Regions from separate parts of the Homo sapiens genome. Here regions 1, 2, 4 and 5 are each linked to region 3. A link is a contact called in ENCODE Hi-C or POLR2A ChIA-PET data. All regions are on one chromosome and are shown on one strand. The core of a region is the stretch at or near the end of the contact, and the rest is flanking DNA. Distances in the headings are between cores, read along the strand shown. Region 1 overlaps ATP10A (ATPase phospholipid transporting 10A (putative)). Region 2 holds the start of PWAR1 (Prader Willi/Angelman region RNA 1). Region 3 holds the start of UBE3A (ubiquitin protein ligase E3A). Region 4 overlaps ATP10A (ATPase phospholipid transporting 10A (putative)). Region 5 overlaps ATP10A (ATPase phospholipid transporting 10A (putative)).

The links. A loop is a pair of places that touch in the nucleus more often than their neighbours do. ChIA-PET counts read pairs that join two places held with the same protein, here RNA polymerase II (POLR2A). Pooled maps may share reads with other maps.
Region 1: a map with no recorded cell type shows a loop between it and region 3 (26-fold over the local background). The contact joins the enhancer-like site here to the promoter of UBE3A in region 3. A Hi-C loop is called at or near these places in 1 of 37 single-sample maps with no recorded cell type and 4 of 50 pooled maps. POLR2A ChIA-PET finds 5 or more read pairs at or near these places in 1 of 52 experiments (activated T-cell).
Region 2: a map of gastrocnemius medialis shows a loop between it and region 3 (9-fold over the local background). The contact joins the promoter of PWAR1 here to the promoter of UBE3A in region 3. A Hi-C loop is called at or near these places in 12 of 168 maps with a recorded cell type or tissue (IMR-90, OCI-LY7, Right ventricle myocardium inferior and 5 more), 1 of 37 single-sample maps with no recorded cell type and 26 of 50 pooled maps. POLR2A ChIA-PET finds 5 or more read pairs at or near these places in 1 of 52 experiments (AG04450).
Region 4: a map of ascending aorta shows a loop between it and region 3 (2.6-fold over the local background). The contact joins the enhancer-like site here to the promoter of UBE3A in region 3. A Hi-C loop is called at or near these places in 1 of 168 maps with a recorded cell type or tissue (ascending aorta), 1 of 37 single-sample maps with no recorded cell type and 8 of 50 pooled maps.
Region 5: a pooled map shows a loop between it and region 3 (2.9-fold over the local background). The contact joins the enhancer-like site here to the promoter of UBE3A in region 3. A Hi-C loop is called at or near these places in 4 of 50 pooled maps. POLR2A ChIA-PET finds 5 or more read pairs at or near these places in 2 of 52 experiments (activated T-cell and activated naive CD4-positive, alpha-beta T cell).

What each region holds. Positions count from the first base shown.
Region 1 is chr15:25,716,191-25,718,890 of GRCh38, forward strand. ATP10A (ATPase phospholipid transporting 10A (putative)) reads right to left here. Exons shown (of 21, transcript NM_024490.4): 8 at 1,992-2,209; 9 at 540-734. Among named protein-coding and RNA genes, the nearest start is that of MIR4715, 130 kb to the right of the region's middle. Within about 2 kb of position 1,346, at least 2 of the 41 ENCODE cell types and tissues checked have a DNase peak (open chromatin) inside an H3K27ac peak, as active enhancers do.
Region 2 is chr15:25,134,262-25,136,961 of GRCh38, forward strand. It overlaps PWAR1 (Prader Willi/Angelman region RNA 1), which reads left to right and starts at 1,381. Exons shown (of 1, transcript NR_022009.1): 1 at 1,381-2,700. All of the region lies in intron 61 of SNHG14 (small nucleolar RNA host gene 14), which reads left to right.
Region 3 is chr15:25,437,640-25,440,339 of GRCh38, forward strand. UBE3A (ubiquitin protein ligase E3A) reads right to left here and starts at 1,385. Exons shown (of 13, transcript NM_130839.5): 1 at 850-1,385. RefSeq lists enhancers at 501-1,446, 1,447-2,392 and silencers at 530-949, 1,310-1,649.
Region 4 is chr15:25,792,186-25,794,885 of GRCh38, forward strand. All of the region lies in intron 1 of ATP10A (ATPase phospholipid transporting 10A (putative)), which reads right to left. Among named protein-coding and RNA genes, the nearest start is that of MIR4715, 55 kb to the right of the region's middle. Within about 2 kb of position 1,291, at least 3 of the 41 ENCODE cell types and tissues checked have a DNase peak (open chromatin) inside an H3K27ac peak, as active enhancers do.
Region 5 is chr15:25,738,621-25,741,320 of GRCh38, forward strand. The region is part of intron 2 of ATP10A (ATPase phospholipid transporting 10A (putative)); the gene reads right to left. Among named protein-coding and RNA genes, the nearest start is that of MIR4715, 110 kb to the right of the region's middle. Within about 2 kb of position 1,376, at least 2 of the 41 ENCODE cell types and tissues checked have a DNase peak (open chromatin) inside an H3K27ac peak, as active enhancers do.

The sequences.
Region 1 (2,700 bases), core at 96-2,595, 280 kb after region 3:
GGAGGAGGCCAATGTGTCTCCAGCTGCATGGCTGGTAGAGTCAGGGTCCATGTGCAAGCTCCTCGTCCCAGAAGCTGGGCCCCCGGCCTGTCTTGTCCTCTCTCCTGTGTGGATCTGGGACCCTGAGGCTCGGGGAGGTTGTCCTGGGTAGCCTCCCTCTGGCCCTGCCCCAGGCCAGGCAGCGAAGGAAGGACCCAGGCAGGCAGGGCCTCCACACACCCACCTGCCTACCTGAGGCTGGCCTATCTGGCTGCCCTGTGTCCCTCCCCTCCCAGGCTCAGAAGTCATCTCTGGTGGGCTGCCCCCTCCCACTTGGCCCCAATCATAGCCCCTGCCCACTATAGCCTGGGGCCAACGCTGCAGAACCACAAGCACTGTTTTGCCCAGTATGAAGCACCCCACCGCATCCCCCTTAGGTCACGATGTGCCAAGAGCGCTTGCTGCAGGAAAGGGAAGGGCGCCTGCCCTCAGGAGGACTGACAACCATGGCCCGCAGCGCAGAAGGTCAAGGTCAAGCTCAGGGACCCTCCAGAACTTGCCTTTGTTCGTGGCTGATCCGGGGACGTGACGACGACTGTGTTGCAGATGGTGAGTGCGATGAAGAAATCAAAGACGTCAGACAGCTCAGGCGAGAGGTGGGCCAGCAGGTGCTCCTGATGCCTCGCCACGGCTAGGCTCTTGTCACACTCACTCACCTTCTCCAGCAGCTTTGGGTCGGGCGTGATATCCTTCTCCTGGGAGAAAGGGAGGCTGGCAGTGAGTCCCACCCAGTAGCCTGCCGAGGATCTTGGGGCGTGACTATTTAAGGTACTTTGATTTTATTATAAGCTGTAAACAGAACTTCATCTCTCATATACATATATGTCATTTTATAATTGTAAATTACTTACAATTTTAATTGCACAAAATATACAGAGCTTCTATCCACTTTGTGAAAACCATGCTTCAGCATTGCCCTCTAGTCTTTTCGCTCTACATTTAAATTTCACATAATCAAAATATTTTATATACATATTGGTGGTTTCCATTTTCTCCAAAACATTATTAATTGTCTGAACTTTTCCAGGCTTTTAAGAATTATTTAAAAACACATTTTAACAACTTGAAAATGGATATGTCATCATTTATTTGACCATCCCTTTATCACTGGATATTTAAATTTCTTTCAGTTTTGCTGATGTAAATTACACATTGATAAACTTCCATATGTAGCAATCCTTGGCTGAATCGCTAAATTGCTAGACGAGAAAGTTTGAATACTTTAAATACTCTTGACTCATACTGAAAAATGCTGTCAGGAAACCTTGTTCCAGTGCAGCCTCCCTCCTGCCAAGCGTGAGAGCCCCCACTCCCAGGGGCCCTGTAGAAACCCACCAATCAGCGTCCAAAACTCGAAATCAGCCCTATTTAGATGGCAGCTTCTCTGTGGGTTTAGAAGCACATGAGAGAATGAGGCCACCACAGAGTAAGCAAGGGGGATTCATCCCCTCTGCTGCATTGGTAAAACATTTCAGAAGTGAAAGGCTCTTTCAGAGGTTATTGCTCACTTCTCGCCTCTCCGTGCTGGATGATGGTGGTCCATTAATGTCTGGGCGGCTGACAAGGCCAGGCAGAAAGTATTTTATGGATTTGGGCTCGTCTAATTAAAACTCCCTTGGGAGGGGTTGGCTTTGCTTTTTAGCGGTTGTCATCTTGTCCTGAGGTTTTATTTGCTTCATTTGGCAGCACGGGCTTCCTCTTTGTCACCCTTTCTGGGTGACTTGCCAGCAATCAACCAGCCTTAGAAGCCATGCAAAGGGGCCATGTCAGTGTCTTGGAAAAGACGACAGTGGAGAGAAAGTGTTGGCCAGAAAAGCTTCTGCTGAGTAGAGCCAAGCCGCCCAGCGACAGTGTATTTGTAGGATTAAATATAGACACCTTCCATGAGCGGGGGATGGTGAAAATGGGGAAGAGACGTGGCAGCACCCTAGCAGGAGGCCCTGTACACTCACCATGGGGCTGCTGAAGGCCGTGTGCTTGGACAGCATGCTGGCCCTCTTGGCCTCGGCCCGGCTGCCCGTGCGCCGGTGGGACTTGGTGCTCTGGGTTCTGTGCACCACCCGGACACTCTGGTGGCTGCCGATGCTGCCGCGCTGGGACACCGAGCCCCCTCTGGGCACCACCTCCTCCTCCTCCGAGTCTGCCTCTTGGTACCTGGCCAGACGCTGCGCTGCGGGGAGAGGGCGCAGGGTGAGGCATCATGGGGGAAGGCTGGGCGGAGCAGAAAGAAACCATTCAGTGTGTTTTAGGTTCCGCGAGGCTTCCGGCAGGGCAGCCCCACAGGATTCACCACCCTTGCTCTCTAATAGCAAGGCACGGAGAACATCCTCAGTCAGCTGCAACCTGGGGAGGTTGATATTCTCAACTCTGTTTCACAGAGACTGACTTTCATCTCAGAGAACGTAAGGAGCTTTCTAAGGTCGCACAACTTAGGGGAAGGGGAACGGGTTGACGTCCAGCCGGTCTCTTCAGGTAGAGCCTAGGTGTACATGGGGTAGGGTGGCAGGTGGCCGGGAGAGGGAGGCAGGACAGAGGGTGGCAGGCCTTCCAGTCATGCTGGGATGACGGTGCTCACCTGGTGCTGAGCTCCTTGCCCACATGGACGGTGGCCACCATCTGCTCCTGTCTGGATGAAATGCTATGGCACAGGGGGGCTCACAC
Region 2 (2,700 bases), core at 131-2,630, 300 kb before region 3:
TGCAGCTGTGGGTATGTCTCTAGGCAAGCACAAAGCGCCGCTTATTTTTGTTTGTGTAACTGAGGGTTTGTTTTAGGTAAGCCCCCTCCTTTCTGTGCAGGCTTCCAGGGAGCCCACCATGTACATATCTGAAAAGGGAAGGAAACTTTTTGCTGGGAGCTTGTTAATCATACAAAGAATAAAGGGCTTCCATGCCAGACTTTGCCTGCCTGCTTATCTATGGCTTATCTGTGCAGCTATAGCCTGAGTTTCCCCTGGCTGCTCTGTTTTTGCCTGTAGCTGTGATTTTTTCAGGCAGACAGCTTCTCTGAGGACTAGTCTCTTAGCTGTTTACTCAAGTAATTTTTCCTGTCCTTTTCCCTCACTATGATTACCAGCTCCCCTAGGACTTCATGGTCTGGAATGAAATATTCCGTGGGAGTCAGGGAAAGGGAGTTTGTTGCAAACATGTCCAGGCCAGACACTTTATATAAAGTGTCAAAGTAAAGTACACTTACATAAAGTGTAAGTGCTGCCACCACCACTAGGGTGCCAGGTACTCTAACACAAGTCTTTATTCCCATAGATGTGAGTTAACATTTATACCACCAGCTCACACTATCAAACAATCCCACGTACCCCAAATAAACACTGGTGCCTGGTGGGCAGCAACAAGCCCTCCTTCAAGGAAGGAGTTCATTTGTTGGTTTATCCAGCTGCTCCCGCTTTGCTTATGGAAGCGCTCCGTTTTCTAGGGGTCTTAGAAGCTGTAGCAGTGGTAGAAAGCCCCTTTTTTGTGGACTATTATGACTTAGGCTTTTATCAGAGCCTCAGAGAATTGCTGTTGTTTTGTTGGTTAGGCTTTAGGTTTCCAATCTGCATACACAATTCCTTTGAAGCACCAGGCTTCCAGGCAATTTGGTTGAGGGAACTTATTGGGATATGAAATATTATCAGGCACCATTTCTAATCAATGTACCTAAGTTATGACTTCAGGTTTAGAGAAAAAAAAAATTTTTTTCCCTTGGCTTCAGGCTTCCTTCTGGAGGTGATAACCTCCTAAATGGACTGTCTTTAAGGGCCTGTGGCATGTGCCCTCCTTTCAGGAAACTAGTGTATGCCTGGAGGCATTGGTAATGGCTTCTCTCATCTTACTGTGGCTTGGGAAGAATATGGCTATTGCAGATTTTCTAGTTTCATTACCACCTGACCTTCAGGCTCCTTACATGTTATAGGCAGAAAAGGTGCCTCCACAAAGTTGTGGGCTATTCTCTGCTTTCAGAAGGACAGCTGGAAATGGTACTTAATTCTTTGTAGCAGCACCATCATGAATAGCTGCCCACACCCATATACATCATTATCTTTTTTGGTGAAGACTCTAAGACTTCAGGCCATGATATCCACAAGGCTATGTTCATGCACTACTTCGGTATAATCTCAAAATAATTGCCAGCTCCCCAGTGGAACGCCTGCCTTGGTCCATGTGGAATGTGGGCATATGGTAGGATTTCCTTGGAGGAACTAGAAGAGGAACATAAAGAATGTTAGGCATATAAATTATTGTTTCTTTTTCTTCTTGTTTCTTTCCACTGAGTTATGTGTGAGCCCCCACACCCACCCTACCTTCCTGTCCTCTACCTTACTGATGCTATTTTCAGGCTGTTGTAGAATTGGGTGTGTAAAATTAAATTAGCCTTTCTCCTCTTAATATCTGTAAAATGAACAAATTTGACAAAGAAACTACCTATCTGATATATAAGAAGGTTATTAGCCTGTACCACAAGTGAAAAAGTTTCATCCTGATATATCAAAATAGTACCACTTGAAGGAAAACGTTGGGGCCATCTGTTTCTCTCATTGTAGTTAGAGTACAGATTTTTAAAATATGAGCCTCAGGCATAAAAATGCAGTATTAGCAACTCAACTTGAAGAAGCAGTTACTAGTGTCCTGGGTGGGCCCCAGGGAAAATAGTACCAACTGCCTGTTATATTTAACTGCAATTAAAAATGGCAGTGCTGGGTATCTTCTGTCTCTGGGTCATCTCCTAAAGATCCTGCAGAGGGAGCCATAGCTAGTGTAGAGGCCAGCCATAACTAGCCATGGCAAAGACCACAGGGAACGCTCTTCAACATGCTCTGCACTGATCCTCTACCCTGGTGTGGAGAAATGTCAGATTCATCACTAACAAGGTTAAAGGTGTAAATTGAGGGAAAAAAATGAGAAAAGTTATCTTTCACATAAGACTTCAGAAAGAAATTGCGTCGTCAGGTTTGGAACTGGTTTGTAATTTCATCCAGTTATTTTCATTTTAATTACTGTCACTGTTTTCTTCATCCTTGATAAACTATGAGCTCTTTGAGATTGTCTTTTTCATATCCTGATGTCAGAGCTTCCTGTATTTTCTGATCATGGTATGTGCTAAGTAAATGCAATTTTTAGCATTTTGAATGGTTTATCAAATGATTGAAGGAGTGGGTAATAATATAGATTACATATACAGTCAGCCACATATGTGTATGTATGTGTATTTGTGTGTGTGTGTGTATATGTATATACTGTTGACCCTCCGTATCAATGGGTTTCACATTTGTGGATTCATCCAATCATGGATCAAAAATATTCTTTAAAAATATGGTTGCATCTGTACTGAACAGGCACAAACTTTTTTTCTTATCATTATTCCCTAAACAATGCAGTATGACAACTATTTATCATAGCAT
Region 3 (2,700 bases), core at 135-2,634:
TTACTAATTTAGCATATCCATAAAAAGTCATTTAAAAAATGTAGACGCTAAATTCTCTTTCAAGGTTGCCAAGCTTCACCAGTGTCTGTATTAAAATTATTTCTAAAATTTTACGGACTAAGGCATTTGGTACATTCAATTCTACCTTTACCAACAAAAGCCTTTACCACCAAGATGAGGAAAGCATCCTTTTCATTTTCTACACTGAAAAGGGGGGGGAAAAAAGGCCAACTGCTTGCATACAGGTCTGCATATAACACAGCAGTCTCTGGCAAAGCCAATAACTCACGTTCAACTTCAGAAATCCTGGTGGCCGGTAACACAGAGTAACCTGTGCGCACAACCCTTGGGCTTGACATACCACTTCATCCGCCCTCCCTTCCCATCAATCCACCCCCAAAACCCCAACCCACCAAGCACACGGCTAAATATGTCTTCCCCAAGAGAGCCAAAAACCTTGAAAACGCCGAGAAAGGGCTCCCCTTTGAAGGAAAGGGCCTGCCCTTCCCTGTCTGGGGCCCCGGCTGGCTCGAAGAGCCTGGCTCCTAGGAGGCCCAAATCTCGACGCCTCGCACGTCCCGCCCCGCCCCGGGCCCGCTCGCGTCCCCTCGGGCGACAAAACCCTCCCGCCGTCGCTCAGCCAGGACTGACAGTTACGGCTGCAGCAGCCGCGGCCACCAGGGGCCTACTTCTGGCACCAGCCCCTTCGGACCACGCGCCCCCAAACACTCGCCTCGGCGGCGGGGGGCGGGGAAGGGGGGTGTCGACCTCGCCACAGCGGGCCCCGAAGGCCGGCCGAGTGACGGAGGGGAGCCAGCGCCGCCTGGCGCAGGCCGCGGCAACACTGACCTGTCGTCGCCCCCGCGCCTGGGCTGCGGCGGCCGCCTCACTGGTCGTAGTCGCCCTCGCCCGCCGCCTCCGCCCGCCACCGCCTCGTTCTCTTTCGCTGCCGCCACCGCCGGGGCTCATGCGGGACCCGCGCTTCCTTATCCGGAAAACGAGGCCGGGAAAGGGAGCGCCGGGGCCGCCGAAATCCCGGCGTTCGTCGCCAGCCGCCGCTGCCTGTCCACACCGGGGGGCTGAGGGGCCCTCCTGCCAGGGGCTACAGGCCGCGAGCTATTCCGAGGAGGAGCCGAAGGAGGCGCCGCCGCCCGCAGCCGAGCGCGCCGGGTCGGCAGAGGTGAAGCGTAAGTAGGCGGCGGATGGCGGGCGCCCGCGCTGGCGGATGGCTACGCGGCGGAGGGGTGCGCGAGCGAGCGAAGCCTGGTGTGTCGGGTCCTGGCGAAGGGAAAAGGCCCCGTCGTCTCCTGTAGTCACCCCGAGCCCAGCGCCACCATCTTGGGAGACACACGGATCTCGCGGCCGCGGCGCAAGACGGGAGGACTGGCTGGGCGGGCCGAGTATCCCGGCAGGCAGCGCGCGCCGCCCGGCCGGGCGAGGGCTCCAGGCCGGGACGCGGGGACGTGGGGCGGGGCCAAGACGCGCGGGAGGGCGCCGCGCTCCGCCCCTCCTTCCTTCGCCGGCCCCGCCTCCCTCCCGCTTGCCGTCGCCGCCGGCGCACGGGCCATTGGGAAGAGGAGGTGGCCTGCGGCCCCTCGGAGTCCCACCAGGCTCGGTCGCCATCTTGCGACTGGACAGAAAGGGTAATCCCTCTTTTTAGTTTCTGCTGTCTGTGACCCGAAAGAATAAACCTGGGACTTCCGGAAGCCCTCTGGGCACCCCCCCCCCCAGGAGGGTTGCAGAGCCCCTTGGTGTACCCAGCAGAGGAACGCCTCAGACTTTGTTGGGAAACGAATGGCTCTGAAAGTTAGCTGAAGCCGCTGGAATAGCCCCCCAGCCCCGAGGCGGGGCAGGTGCCTGCCGTTATTGGCTTTTCGACCCCAACCCTTTTCTATCTGGAGCTGCCTTTGTAGATGTTGCAGGGGTGCCCCGAGAGTGCAGGCCAGATTTTAGAGGACCAAGGTCATCTACTTAGGCCTCTTGCCAACACAGGATGTGTCAACTAGTTTACCAGAGACGAAGGTAAAGTCCCGTCTCCTGCAGTTGTTGACGTTCAGTAGGTCGTCGGTTAAGAAAAGTGGCTCCCTGGTTGACCCCAGCTGGATAGAGGCTAATTTTGATCCATATGACAGCTGAACGTAGTTAAAGCCATTAAAATTAAATCCATTTAAAGTCATATTTGGTACCAGGGTCACCATTTTAAAAGGTGTGTGTGTGTATGTGTGTGTGTGTGTGTGTGTGTGTGTATAGCTTTACAACACTTGCTAGCAAAGCCAAAAGAGTATCACTAACAATTCATAGTGTTACAACTTGCAACTTTGTTGATAAGCCCTTGAAGTACTAGATGAGTACCCATGTCTAGTATTCAGATTTTTTATATCAACAGTCGTACATAGCAGTGTATCTTTTTTAAATTTATTTTTATTTTTAAACTTAGAAATGGTGTCTTGCTATGTTAGGCCCAGGCTGGTCTCGAGCTCCTGGCCTCAAGTGATCCTCCCACCTCGGCCTCCCAAAGTTTTGGGACTACAGGCATGAGCCACAGTGCTCGGCCAGCAGTGTAATTTTTAACTGTCAGTCTCGGAACATCTTTTTTGTATAGCCAAGTGTGTGGGTGTGTGTGTGTATCCGCCTCACAACTATAACCAACCATTGAAAAACCAACAATAAGCTAGAAGAATTTAAGTTATTCCAGGACAA
Region 4 (2,700 bases), core at 41-2,540, 350 kb after region 3:
TTCCATTAATCTACTTGTCCTTTCTCATGTCAACCCCACATGGCATGGTAGTACAGTATGTTGGATCAGTGCCACCATTAGCTTCAGCGCTGAGAGGAGTCTTCATGCAAAGGTACCTGCTCAGGGTGGAGCCCAGAGACAGGGCCCTGGGCCAGCACACTGGGGAGGTCCTGCTCTGCTCTCTGCAAAGACAGTGGCCACCAGCCCTCCCCCTGCCCCAGCCAGTCTGAGGTCCCATAGCCACCAGGAGGGCTTAGGCGGGATGCCCCAAAGCCTCAACAAACACCCATGCAGGTCATTTGTCATAGAAAAGGGGGCCAACCCCAGACCCACGTGGGTGACAGATGTTGCATGTATTTAAATGACCCTGCAAATGCTCCCGGGGGTTAGATGGCCTACTGCAGCCTCTATGTGGATGTCCAACCCCAACCCCCCAAGCACTGGCCTGGTGAGGGTGAGGCCCGCGTTTAGAATTCAGATCTTAGAGCACGAAGCACGCACTGCACCAGGCACCTCCAGAGTGTTAATTCACCTCCAGGAGACTTGTTTGGAATGTCAATTTTGTTGCTTTGAGTTCCATCTCCCCTGCCAGGGCAGGGCTCTCATCGCTGAGACCATCTTTACCTGCACAACTTCACCTGCAGCCCCAGTTCCAATATCTGTTACAAAAAGTTGCTCCTTTTCAATCTTTTTTTTTTTTTTGAGATGGAGTTTTGCTCTCGTTCCCCAGGCTGGAGTGCAGTGGTGCGATCCTGACTCACCGCAACCTCCACCTCCCAGGTTCAAGCAATTCTCCTGCCTCAGCCTCCCGAGTAGCTGGGACTACAGGCATGCGCCACCATGCCCAGCTAATTTTTGTATTTTTAGTAGAGACAGGGTTTCTCCATGTTGGTCAGGCTGGTCTCGAACTCCCGACCTCAGGTGATCCACCCACCTCGGCCTCCCAAAGTGCTGGGATTACAGGCATGAGCCACTGCACCTGGCCTCAATCTTATTTTTAAGACTGTCTTGGCTCATTTGGAGGCATCATAAATGTTAAGGCCATTTTATTCAATTCCAAGAGAAGCCTCCAGATAGAAATGCATGCAGCTCTTGGGAGAATGAGCACTGCAATCATACCTGCTCTTCCCATCCCACCCAGGGCCCTGGGAGATGCTGCAGTGCCTCATGCACACTTACACCCTTTAAAAAGATATCGCCACTTTCTTCATAAAGCTCCTAAGCCTCTTGTTAAGTTTCTGAGTACTGTGCAGTTTTTGTTCCTATTTTTGTAGACCACCTTCCCCACTTCCCCTTCTAAGTGCTCATTGTGCTCCCTGAGTGATTATAAGTAGTTCTCTGTAAGTGGCCACAGGTCTTCCCCAGCAGCTCCACTTCGCTGGGTGTGAGTTCTGTTTGTCCAAACCCTCTTCCGCTCCCTGGCAGCCAGGACCCTGCGGATGAGTGGTTACTATTTTGGTTAGCATAGCATGCTTGGGTCAGCTTTCTAAAGTGATGGCAGATCCCTTTCTTAGAAAAGGTGAAGTGGCCTCCCAAGAGTTGTGGGCACATAACTTCCCCCAATCCTCCCTCAGAAGCAAGGGAAAATCAGCCTGGGGAACCAGGGCATCCAGTCGCCTTTGCATGCACAGTTGACCTCTTTTCCACTGGAGGCCCCCAGACCTCTGCAAGCCCAAGTTTCCTCCAAGATGCTCTGCTCTGTGGGACTCACCCCAGGGTTCTCCGATGCCCCACCAGTGCTGTCTAGGGACCCAGGGAACCCAAGTCCTGCCCCAGATGCCCAGGGATACAGCAGCTACCTCATTCAGGATGTGTATGGGAGGGAGAGAAGGGTTTTGTCCAGGACACCATTTCCCCAGAGTCCCCTGATTCCTCTAAATCAGAATTCTGAAGATGAAAAGGCTTCACTGATTATAAGGTCCCTCTCTCTCATTTTTCATTATGAGGGGATTAAAAGCCAGACAGGCAGATTGATTTTCTCACTCATGTGAAGGTGGCAGCCTGGGTCAAAGCCCTCAGATGTGCCTTTCCCTGAGGCTTCTCTTGCAACAACTTACTGAAAGCACTCACCCTCCGATCAGTCCCTTACTAACATCACCCTGCCCAGAGGCTGGCTTCTCCTACCACGCAGAATTAAAAATCACAAAGCAACCTCTTTAATAAATAAATAAATATAAGAAGCAAAAAAAAAATCTCTGGAAATATCTCCAAAAAATATCACAATATTTCTCCATAACATATTTACTGCAAATATCCCTAAATTGTAATGGGCTACAGAGTATGATCAGTAAAGTACCTTAAGCAAACAAACACTGCCCCGTCTTGGAAGATCCAGCCCTGGGAATAGAGGGGACTTTAACACATGGATCAAAATATACCATGGAGACATGATTTCCCTGGGCACAGTGTGCAGTGACCTAAGACACCTTTGTGAATCCCGGCTTGGAAGCCGACGTCAATTTTCCCAGTCAAGCATCAACAGCAGCAGTGCCCTCGCGAAACTGACTTTACCCGGTAATATTCCGAGAATGGATAACAAGGCTGAAACGCAGAACTAACTACAAACTGAGTTTTCCTCCTTGGGTAAAATACAGTGAGAAGGGCCATGCAGATGGTCATCTTCTCTGGAGGCCACACACGTGGATTCCACAAAGGCCATTGCAGGGTCATTGTCACCAGTCAGTCTTGGCAGTGTCCCTG
Region 5 (2,700 bases), core at 126-2,625, 300 kb after region 3:
AACTCTGAGAATTGACTGAGAAGAAATGAAATAATCATCAAGTTGAACATAGACCAGAAATCTGGCACCTTTCAGTACAAGTACATAAAGTCTCCCTCGCCAGTAATTCGTGAGGGCACTGCCATTCTGATCGTCATCACCATCAACATAATTACAAGTTTGGGGAGGCTTGCCAAATGCCAGGCATTGTGCTAAGTGCCCTACAATTATCAGGCAACCCTGCTAGAAAGTCAGTTTTTGCACCACCTTCAACTTAGGATCTTTAAGTATCGTGCCCAAGGTCACAGTGGTCTTGGAGTGACAGACTGGAGCTTTCTTGGCCTCTGAGCTATCAGCTCAACCATCAATACCTGCAGAGACAATCTGGCATTAACAGAAAAAGATTGTACAAGTAAGCCAGAAAATGTGTAACAGATTCTATAGAAACGTCCCCCAAAATTTAAATTGCTTTTTATTTTTTATTTTTGAGACAGAGTTCTGCTCCTGTCATCCAGGCTGGAGTGCAGTGGCGGGATTTTGGCTCACTGCAACCTCCACCTTCTGGGTTCAAGCGATTCTCCTGCCTCAACCTCCCAAGTAGCTGGGATTACAGGCGTGAGCCACTGCACTCGGCCTTAATTGCTTTTTAAAGTTCTAAGTTTCCAAAATTTAAGTTTTAGTATTTTGAAAACATGCTTCAGCTCAACATACCTTAATCTGATCATAGATACCCTCTTTCCATCTTCAGCAATGCCTGTGGATGTGGGCTTACCAGAGCCCACTCAAAAACAGAGTAAAAAATCAGGAGCGAGCCCGGGGACTTAGTGCTAGTTCTTCTGATTAATAAATATGAGACTTTTGGCAAGTGAAGAGAGGGCATTTGGACTCGGATCTCCGGGGTCTCTGTTGCCCTATAAGTCCACAATCCTGTAGGATGCAGAGATGGTTCCAATGAATCCCTGTGCTTGGGATGACAGACTCACTATTGCAGAAACAGCATCACCTGCAAAAGTGCTGCCCACACATGCCAGCCTCAAGCTGAAGCACTGCCCTCTGCATCTCTGCTGCAGCACCCCAGCATCTCAGACAAAAGGAAGCAGACACCGTGAAGGGTTCGCCCACTGCAGAGCAACATGTTCAAATAAATATCTCACCGGCAAGAAAGAAAGTGCTCACAGTTTCTGTTGTTGTCTTACAGATATTTCTGAAACTTCTTTGGGCAAAGTGATTTGACCTGACTAGGTGGAAAGAAAGAGGCAGGACAGTGGTGCAACAGAGAGCCCTCCAGCCCTGCCCCTGAACTTGCGTTTCTGCTAGAGACCGCAGCAGCAGGTGCTCCAGGGATGCCCAGAGCCCTGCGGCATGCTTCTGTTTCCTCCTGATGCCTGGGACCTCCTCCTGGTAGAACAGCTGTGTCCCCTCTTCAACCACATGGGGGAGGCGTGTGTCTAATTCAGCAGTGCCCAGATTGCTACTTGAATGAATGGTTTGATTCACAGGGGAGATTCTGTTACCAACCTTGTATTTCACATTTGTATTAAGTGAATTGCTACTAAGTACTCAACAAAAGCAAATACAGATGTCCTCCATCTTGAAACAGCAGTGATGTTGGAAAGGGCATTTACAGTCCATTAAAGAGGATACTGTTATTTTTTTTCTATCATAAAAAAACTAAAGTAAAGAGGTTCATATTGCTTCAGCCATTGGGTGAGCACACAGCACAGGTGCACACTTGGGTCATCTGCAGGTCTGCTGCCAGCAGGGACCCTGCCTAACGCTCCAGGTGGAAATCTGTGAGTGAGGCCACCTGTCTGGGTCTCTGGATGATGTGGGCAGAGAGAACCCTGGTGAGAGAATGCACAGAGAGCAGGGGCCAGCACCTGCCAGCCAGGCAGGGCCACCGCCTGCACCAGCAAGAAGACGTGGAAAACACACACACTCCCGTCTTCTGCATCTGGATCCCGTTCTGAAAACGCCCTTTGCATTTCCCTTCATGATACTCCCAGGTCACAAGGAGGGTGAGGTCCCCCTGGTTCACTTCCAGCCTTGACATCACGCCTGGACATGGTCCTCGAAGGCTCTCAGTGACAAACACAACACCTCTGTCTACCTGGCTTTGGTCTCGCCACCTGCTATGGGCCTGTTTGTCCCTGGACTGAATGATCCCCGTCTGATCACAGAAGTTTTCCACCTTAACAAAGCCTTGGAGACAGCTGCTGCCCTACAGAATGCAATCCTCATCCCGTGCAACAGCAAAGCTCTGCTCAGGGTCACTGCGCTGACCTCCTCGGCTACCATCCCTCCCAGCACCCATTCCTGCCACGCAGGGAACCCTGAGGAAGCCCAAACCTTTCTGCATGGCTTCCTCTGTCTTGCCATCCTACAGCATCAGGCGAAGTGCCCTTCATTTAGCATTTCAGGATGTTGTCTTTTCTGGAGAAGCCTTCCTGACGGCCCCCTGGTAGGGTAGGCAGGTGCCACAGCTCCGAACTTGCTTAGTCCCCATGCAGACATCAAACCCCGTGCTTCCTGGGTGTGGCTGGAGCTGGCTCCCATTCCTCCTTCACTAGACCACAGGTTCCCTGAGCACAGGTACTCTGTGCCCTTGAGACCATCACAGTGCCTGGCACACACATGGTCAGAGGGTGACGAATGCTTATTTCAGAAGGATCTCAGGTGCCACAAGCTTCTGGATCACCCCAGAACTCCGTGCTGGGCTCT